Linked DNA regions of Mus musculus: all the other regions are linked to region 2. A link is a loop called in an ENCODE intact Hi-C map of the cell type or tissue named here. Cell type or tissue: left cerebral cortex. All regions are shown on one strand. Region 1 overlaps Kat6a (K(lysine) acetyltransferase 6A). Region 2 has its middle 2.0 kb from the start of Ap3m2. Region 3 overlaps Kat6a (K(lysine) acetyltransferase 6A).

What was found. Hi-C counts contacts between places; a loop is a spot of excess contacts. Peaks named below come from ENCODE experiments on the same cell type or tissue, not always from the same donor. Only the 100,000 strongest peaks of a DNase experiment are listed, where the experiment ranks them.
Region 1: a loop joins it to region 2, with 6 times the contacts of the local background. A loop is called at or near these places in 24 of 42 quality-filtered maps.
Region 3: a loop joins it to region 2, with 6 times the contacts of the local background. A loop is called at or near these places in 17 of 42 quality-filtered maps.

What each region holds. Positions count from the first base shown.
Region 1 is chr8:22,894,759-22,897,258 of GRCm38, reverse strand. The region is part of intron 3 of Kat6a (K(lysine) acetyltransferase 6A); the gene reads right to left. Among named protein-coding and RNA genes, the nearest start is that of Gm46036, 36 kb to the right of the region's middle. In left cerebral cortex, a CTCF peak has its summit at 951 (motif pointing right); a DNase peak (open chromatin) is centred at 931.
Region 2 is chr8:22,806,406-22,808,905 of GRCm38, reverse strand. It overlaps a transcript of Ap3m2 not described here. Among named protein-coding and RNA genes, the nearest start is that of Ap3m2, 2.0 kb to the right of the region's middle. In left cerebral cortex, CTCF peaks have their summits at 230 and 962; DNase peaks (open chromatin) are centred at 840, 1,451, 2,142, 2,417 and 1 more place; H3K4me3 peaks cover 2,495 bases; H3K27ac peaks cover 2,314 bases.
Region 3 is chr8:22,876,112-22,878,611 of GRCm38, reverse strand. All of the region lies in intron 3 of Kat6a (K(lysine) acetyltransferase 6A), which reads right to left. Among named protein-coding and RNA genes, the nearest start is that of Gm46036, 17 kb to the right of the region's middle. In left cerebral cortex, no CTCF peak of the experiment used is centred here; DNase peaks (open chromatin) are centred at 434 and 1,320; H3K27ac peaks cover 2,399 bases.

The sequences.
Region 1 (2,500 bases), 88 kb before region 2:
CTGTACTTCTTGGCTGTTGCCTTATGTCAGGGCTTCATTTTACCTGTGATCACCTTTGTCCCTCAAATTTTTTAAACATTCCCAGTTATATAGATACAAAAAGTAGACATACAAACTCAATATATAGTGATAGTAGGTAATAATGAAATTTAAGACAGGTCTTTGGCACAGTTATTTTTACCATTCATTAAAAATGAAAGTAAATTTGCACAGTAAGATATACAGGTTTGTTTATTTTTACATAAGGAATTAAATCTTGGCTGGATATCTAAAAATGCAGGACATAGCAATGTCAACATTATTCAAAGTTTACCAATATTTTGATTTTATAATTGTGGAAATGCTGTTTCACCCTAATATATAGTATAAAATGTCAGACGTATAATTAAGGCCATTTTAGAAATTATTGGAAACTCTGTCCTAAACCCAAGCCAAAATCCATACAACTTTTTATGAAATTTGTCAGCAACTCAAATTTAAATATTATTAACTTTTAAACATTTAAAAATAGTAAGTTTAAAAAGCAACTACTCCAATACAATACATTCCAAAGATGCACTGGTTTGATATTCACATGTGAAAGAATGGCAGTTGTAACATCCTAGTGGTCATTATTTTCCATAATTAAACCATTATGTTTCTACAGCAGTAGAAACATTTAACTGTAGGATAAAAACACTACAGTTGATAACACACAATGGCCCCGTCCAGATCTGAACTGAGGCCCTTTGAGTAATGTTCACTGGGGTTGTAAGTGGGAGCTCTCAGGCAGTACATGCTGCTAGTGTAGCTTCAGAACCAAGGATGCAGTGAAACTGCACAATGCCACACAGGTTAGCACTGCCACAAACACCTAGCTCACTGATTTTTTTTCCCCCTGTAAAACCTACATTCAATTGTATGACATTATGGGGTTGTAAGCCAAGTTTAAGCCCATGTTGAAATATCCTCAATAGTCACCAGATGGCAGTATTGAAACAAACATATGAACTTTTTAAACCATCTTTGAAAAACACCAACAGTAAAAAAAAATTAGCCCAGTAGCTTTGTCTATTAAAAATTTAGATCATGGAATAACTTCTAGACACAAACTTTATTATATCTTACATAAGGAACATTTTGAGATTTCCAAATCCATCACTTGAAATACTATCTTGTAAAGCCTAGTGAAAATTAAGATAAAAAAATCTGAATAAGTACACAGCAAGATCCAGTTTCAAAACAAAAAGGTATATTAAGAAGTATCTAATTCATGTAACAATGACACTAACAAAGAGCAGTCACTCTGAACATGAGACAAGAGAGAGAGATAATGCTTGCATAGGTCTTCCAGGCCTGAATGCAAAGTGTCTGTTAAACATGCAAAAGAAAAGTAACTGGCCTACAAGTCACTGTTCAATCCACAGTGCGTCATAGGAGCCTACAGCAACTCCCGAAATCAGGAAGTCCTGAGTGCACGGGCAGAGGAGTAGGCTCCCGGTTAACAGGTCAGGTCTAAGATGACTGAGGGGACAAAGGTTTTGGGAATGGACAGTGGTGATATGGTTCTACAGCACTCTGCGTGTATGTAATTTTAGCACATTAACAAAATAGCCCCAGCTGTTTTACCTGCCCCATTCTCACAAAGCAGATGACTTAAGCATGCTATGCCTTGATTGCCCTTACTTTGACCCCTTTATTTTTACCTGTGTCTATGAAACTCTCCCCCTGGGCTATCTTGTATGGGGACTACTGACTAAATTTAGAAAAGCAACTGAAGTGCTCCACAAAAATCAAAACTATTTAAATCGACTATTAATAATTAATTTTTACTGAAATTAAAATTTCACTATTTCATACTTACTGTGCCCACATTAAAAAAAATTGAGTTTTCTTATCTAGTGTCATAAAAATAACTCACCTTAACAACTTTATTGCAAGACAAATCTAAGAATTAAAAATTGTGCATTGAGTACTGCTTATTCTCAAAGTTAAATCCACTTCTGACACTACTTCTCTCATCCAGGAAGAGCACTCTACATGAACCACCATAAACTTCTCTCAAGTCTGCCCCGTGAAGTGACAGCTTAGATCTTACCTCTTTGAGTCTCCCAGAGATTTTTCAGGACATTGCTTGTCCTGACCCTTTCTTCTCCAATAATCAGGTAAATATAACTCCAAATTAATTTTCCCACAGATAGATGCAATTGAAAGAACTTAACTTTTAGCAGATGTGAAGCATGGTTGAAAATACCTATTGCTAAAGCCTTCTGCTGTATCTAAGTACCTAAAGGTTAACGGCTGGGTCCCAGCGTAGATGGCTGGAAACTGGACTATTCTCAGGCATGGTATCGTGAGGGAAACGAAGTGATGGCAAGAGTACAGTCCCAGGTGGCTGGAGACATGGCTCAGTGGTTATGAGCTTGCTGCTCTTCCAGAGGCTCTGAGCTGGTTCCCAGCACCCACACAAAGCAGCTAGCTCACACACTCCCATAGCTCCGGCTCCAAAAGATCTTCCAGC
Region 2 (2,500 bases):
GGACGGCAGGTTTTGCTGTTCCGTTTGCCTGATGACCTGTCTGCAGGCTAGTGGTATCAGTTTATGCCTGCATATTTTTTAAAATTCAAGTATTAAATAAAGTTTCGGGTGCTCTCCAGTGTTCCAAAGCCCATTAGGTAGACAGAGGGTATTCCAACACACGGACGTTCCTTGTTTAAACTTGTTTAAACTTTTGCTTTTGCTTTACACATAGCGCTTAGTACACACGGCAAAACTGAAAACTACAGGCTGCTCTGAGAGTTTCCATTTCCCAACCGCTAGTCTCACAGCTGCCTAAGCAACCACTTCCTGAAATGCAAATACACACGCCAGCGCTCACACTCGCTACCCCATACCATACATACTGATTATTGAGTACTCAGGGAAATCTCTACCCCTTCAGCTCGCCCCAGGGACCAACTTTCACAAGGGAGAGGCCAGCGCTGGCCACTTCTAGTCTCTGTAAGGAGCTCCCTTTCTGTTTTTCTTCCGGCAAACTGATTCTGTTTGGCTTCCCTGAGCCTGCTCGCCCAGTCCTTAGCGGAGTCGATGTGGACAGGAAGCAGGTGTCCGGCGCCATCCCAGGGCAGGCCTGCGTGGGAGCCGATGGTCCCCGCAGCGCAACCCGAGTGACTCCGGCGAGACCCGCCTCCCCCTGCACCTTAGAAACCGCACCACCCGTCAGCTGGCTTCAAAACAAAGAGTCCATTCAGCGGCTTCAGATGCTGGCTCGTCGCCATGGCAACCATCCTCCGCCTCCTCCCCTACCCTCCCGACTCCCCGCAGCTGCGTGGGTGGAGGCGCCGCTTTGTCCGCGGGGGCCGGCTTTATTTCCCGCCTTTGCGGTGGACTAGAAAGGAGTCACCCCCGGGAATTCACTGTGGAAGCCGCAAGTTTCTTTTTTAGCCAGGATGGTTGGGTCCAGAGAGCCTGTCCCCGCAGGCTCAGCAGCGCCACCTTCCGTGGCCAAGAGCGCACTGCCCAGTCCGCCGCTGCGCAAAAGCTCCGTGGGACTCCCTATTGTCGCTTTTCTAGTGGCGTTCACATTTGAACAGCTAGAGCTTTCTTGGCTGAAAAGACAGAATGGTTATGTAAACAATCAAGATGATTTGTTTTGTGTTTCAGATGGTTATTTTCAATGATTATGCACTTTCAAAGAACTTGTATTTTTGATGAAATTCTCAATATTTACTTTGTCTATTCTATGAAGGAACTTTTTAAAAAATAAAAAAAAATCTATAGCGCCAGAAAAAAAAAATCTTTGGCTGCCACGTGAATTTGGGAGTTGGGAGGTTCTTATAGGTCCACACGCCTATAAGCTGTCTGAGGAATCCTAGAATGAGGACAGATGGAGCTTACAAGATCTGTCTGGGGAACTGGGCGTGGGGGGGAGTACAGCCTAAGAGAATAGATCAAGAGAGAGAAGGCGGAACAGTGTGCAGAGAAAAATAGGCTGGTGTCTGTGTGCTGAGGAGCATAGGACGAGTTATACAAAGTCACATTTCCGCGTCTGGTCTGTGGGAGGGAGTGGTCACGGTCTTCCTTACATTGTACTTAATAAAGGCAGATGCTGAAGGGAATTCTGGGGCAGCTGCGTCACATCTCACTGAGTCAACTTTTAACAAAACTTGAAAACTCATTCTCAAATGATAAAAAGGCCACCTGTAACACTCAGGCAATGCTAAGTAAGCCACGCAGAGAAAAGGAAACCCAGGAGGTGACTTGACAGAGGAAGTTTTTCTGGTCTTCACTTCTAGCTACAAAAAAACCCACATTTGATGAACAGGAAGCAGCTGGGTCTGGCACACAGTAGACAAATGTTTGCAAAGCAGAGGTTTGGTTTGCTTCTGAGAGTAATCTTTATCTAAATAACTACTTAGAAACTAAGTATGTTATTTGAAAACTTCTTTTTTTTTGGACCAATCTCTTTTCTTCCTCCGGAAATCTTCTCATTTGATGACTATTTCTTCTGTAATTTCAAACGGGACGTATGAGGCAATGTCACAAATCGTTCTTTTTTTTTTTTTTAAGCTTTGAAATTATTTTTAAAATTTCTTCTCACACCCCTCCCCCGCGCGCGCCCGGCCCCGGGTGAGTAGCGACCAGGTGGGCAGCACAAGCCTTTAATCCCAGCACTCCGGAGGCGGGAGGCAGAGGGAAACAGTTCAAAGCTGTCCCGATCTGGAGACTTCCCGGCCAGCCAGAATTGTTCAGCGAAACTGTCTCAAGTAACAAAACGAAAGGGAAAATAAACACACACACACACACACACCCGTTTTTGCATGTATGAGGTACGCGTTTGCATTTGTGCATGGAAACACTTGTAGGAGTCAGAATATCACTCCTCACCTTCCATCTGATTTGAGGTAGGGCCTCTTGTTTTTAGGTACTGCCAGAGACCTTTCGGAGACTCATCTAGATTGGCACGACCGTCATCACCGCAGTTTGTCATTTCATCTTACAGTGTGCCCAGCAGTTTTTGCAACCCCCTTCACACTTC
Region 3 (2,500 bases), 70 kb before region 2:
AGGCAGAGAATGTAATAGAGTAGATGTAATTACAGTACGCCTGTAATAGGCTAAAGAGGCTGAACTTAAGTGCTCTACATAAAGGGTAAACTATGTCAGGACTCCCTTAGGACAAAGGTCTGTTTTGATTGCTCAATCCCCAGCACACACAATGGTCCTATGTGTGGGTTTTGTCACCACAGCTCACTGATGAAAGGAACCGATCTTGAAAGATAATTATGCAACCTGTAAAGGAAAAAAAAAATGAAGGCTGCCCAACCAGGGAAATGAGAGAAAGGCAGGGAGGCTTGACTAAACCCGAGAAGTGACTTGGTATTTTTGTTCATCGGCACTCAATGTCACCTTCCCTTCACTAAAGCAGCAGAGACTGCTGGGGCTCAGGATATACCACCCAAAAATATGACGGCAGTAGGAGACCAGAATGTGCTACCCCAAAATAGACTTCTTTGGCATATTTTGAGTTTGTTATTTTGAGAAACTGCAGACACTGGAGTGGCTCTGAAAAGCCGTCCTTTTATAAAAGGCATTCACATCTCTGAGAGAAACACACAATGTAAAGTACAAGCAGCAAGAAGGCCTCCGTGAGATGATGCTGGAGACGGTTTAGCGGCAGAGCAGGAGGAGCCTGAGCTCACCTGGTAGCCTGGTCGCGCTTTCCTCACCATGGACTACTAGTGACCCTGGCCCCTATCCTTCTGCTGTGCAGGACAGTAACTGTTCTGTTCTGTTCTGTTTTGCATGGGTGTGGTGTGTATGTATATATTCATGTAGCTATGAATGCATATATGCACGTGGAGACCAAAGCCACTATTGAGTATCTTCCTCTACTGCTTCCTACACATAAACACACATACATGCATGCATGCATGCATACACTTACTTGATCTCAGAGACAGTGTTTCACTGAAGGTGGATTCAGCAGGCAGGCTAGACACTGCGCTCCCGGGTTCTCCTGTCTACCCTCATACCCAATGCTGACTGTGTACATGGGGCCTGGCTCTTTTAAAACATGGGTGCTTGGAACCTACACTACATCCCCATGCTTGCGCGGCAGCAATGTGTCCTGTCAACCTAACTGCTATCACCTGACACTGAACCTGGCAGTGACGGTGTGAAGAAACTGTCTGAACATCTTAAGAGCTGTATACATGGATTAATAACACCTATGATTTCATAAATAGTTTCACAGACATGTAACAAATGCAAAAGATGTTAGCAGTCAAGATTTTTTCAACGCTTGTTAATTTCATGCACTACCAGTCTTTCTAGAGAAGTAGTGTGGTGTGGTGGAGAAGTGAAAGGAAGTCTCCGTAACCTGCAACACTTAGACACAGGACACTACATTTGCACAGAGCTTATGGGGAGATGTGAGCCTCCTTTTCCTCCTCATCCAGCTCTGCTCTGCTTGGCTGGCGGCACCCGAAACAAACAGCTATTTTAAAGTCTTCTTTCAAAGGTAAGAAATGAGAATCCATTGTAGGGGCACACAACTTGAATCCCAGCACTTGGATACAGAGGCAAAAGATCAGAGTTCAAGGTCACCTTAGTTACACAGTTTGAGGCTAGACTTTGTCTCAAACAAAACAAACATAGAAATTTCAAAGTTATATTTTAATCTAAAAAAAATGACAAAACCAAATAAATTATGTAACATACAAGGAGAATAAAAGAGAATTCTCTCCTGAAAAATGACATATGAAAAGTTCCCAACACCCGACAGCATAAATTTAACAACAAATTACAGCAGGTACTTCCCAGCACATTGACCAATATACTGTCATTTGTTTGTTTCCTTTGTATCCATATACTACCTGACTCAATGATGAGCACAAAATAACTACATAAAACAGTTCTTTAACACTGCAATAAAAATGGATCATTTGATCTGTCTTGACTTGTCTGTGCTAACTGTCCCAAAACTAAGATTCTTTTTCCCTATTTTTATCGCATAGATTTAAACTATACGATATTATTTTGACAAATATGCATACTGAAATGGTTGATTATAAATGCATGTACTATGTATGTAAGAATATAAACGGTACAGCGTGTTCACCATTTCTTGACTTACTTTAGATCCAGTGTAACAATAGTACTTTAAATGTACTTTCTCAGAAAAACTCAGATGTTAATAGATGCTAGTATGAACCACAGTCCTCCTAATGTGTGTCGGATCCTTGGGCCTGTCTATTCATTGTAACTATGATTTTCATCTTTGGCTGACATCTCATTTCCACAGTACTACTGCATAAACACTGTATTTTCTATCTCTGTTGTTTTTTAGAATGCACAAATACAGAGATATACATGTGCATGTATGCACATACGTACATACACGTGCCATATTTTATGTACTGCCTGGCCTTGTTATTTAATGTAATATCTATATTGTGGCAAATGGTATGATTTTCATTTTGTTTTGTTTTGTTTTGTTTTGTTTTGTTTTGAGGTATAATGAATGCAAGGGTATTTCAGTTTATCCATTGATCTATCAAAGACA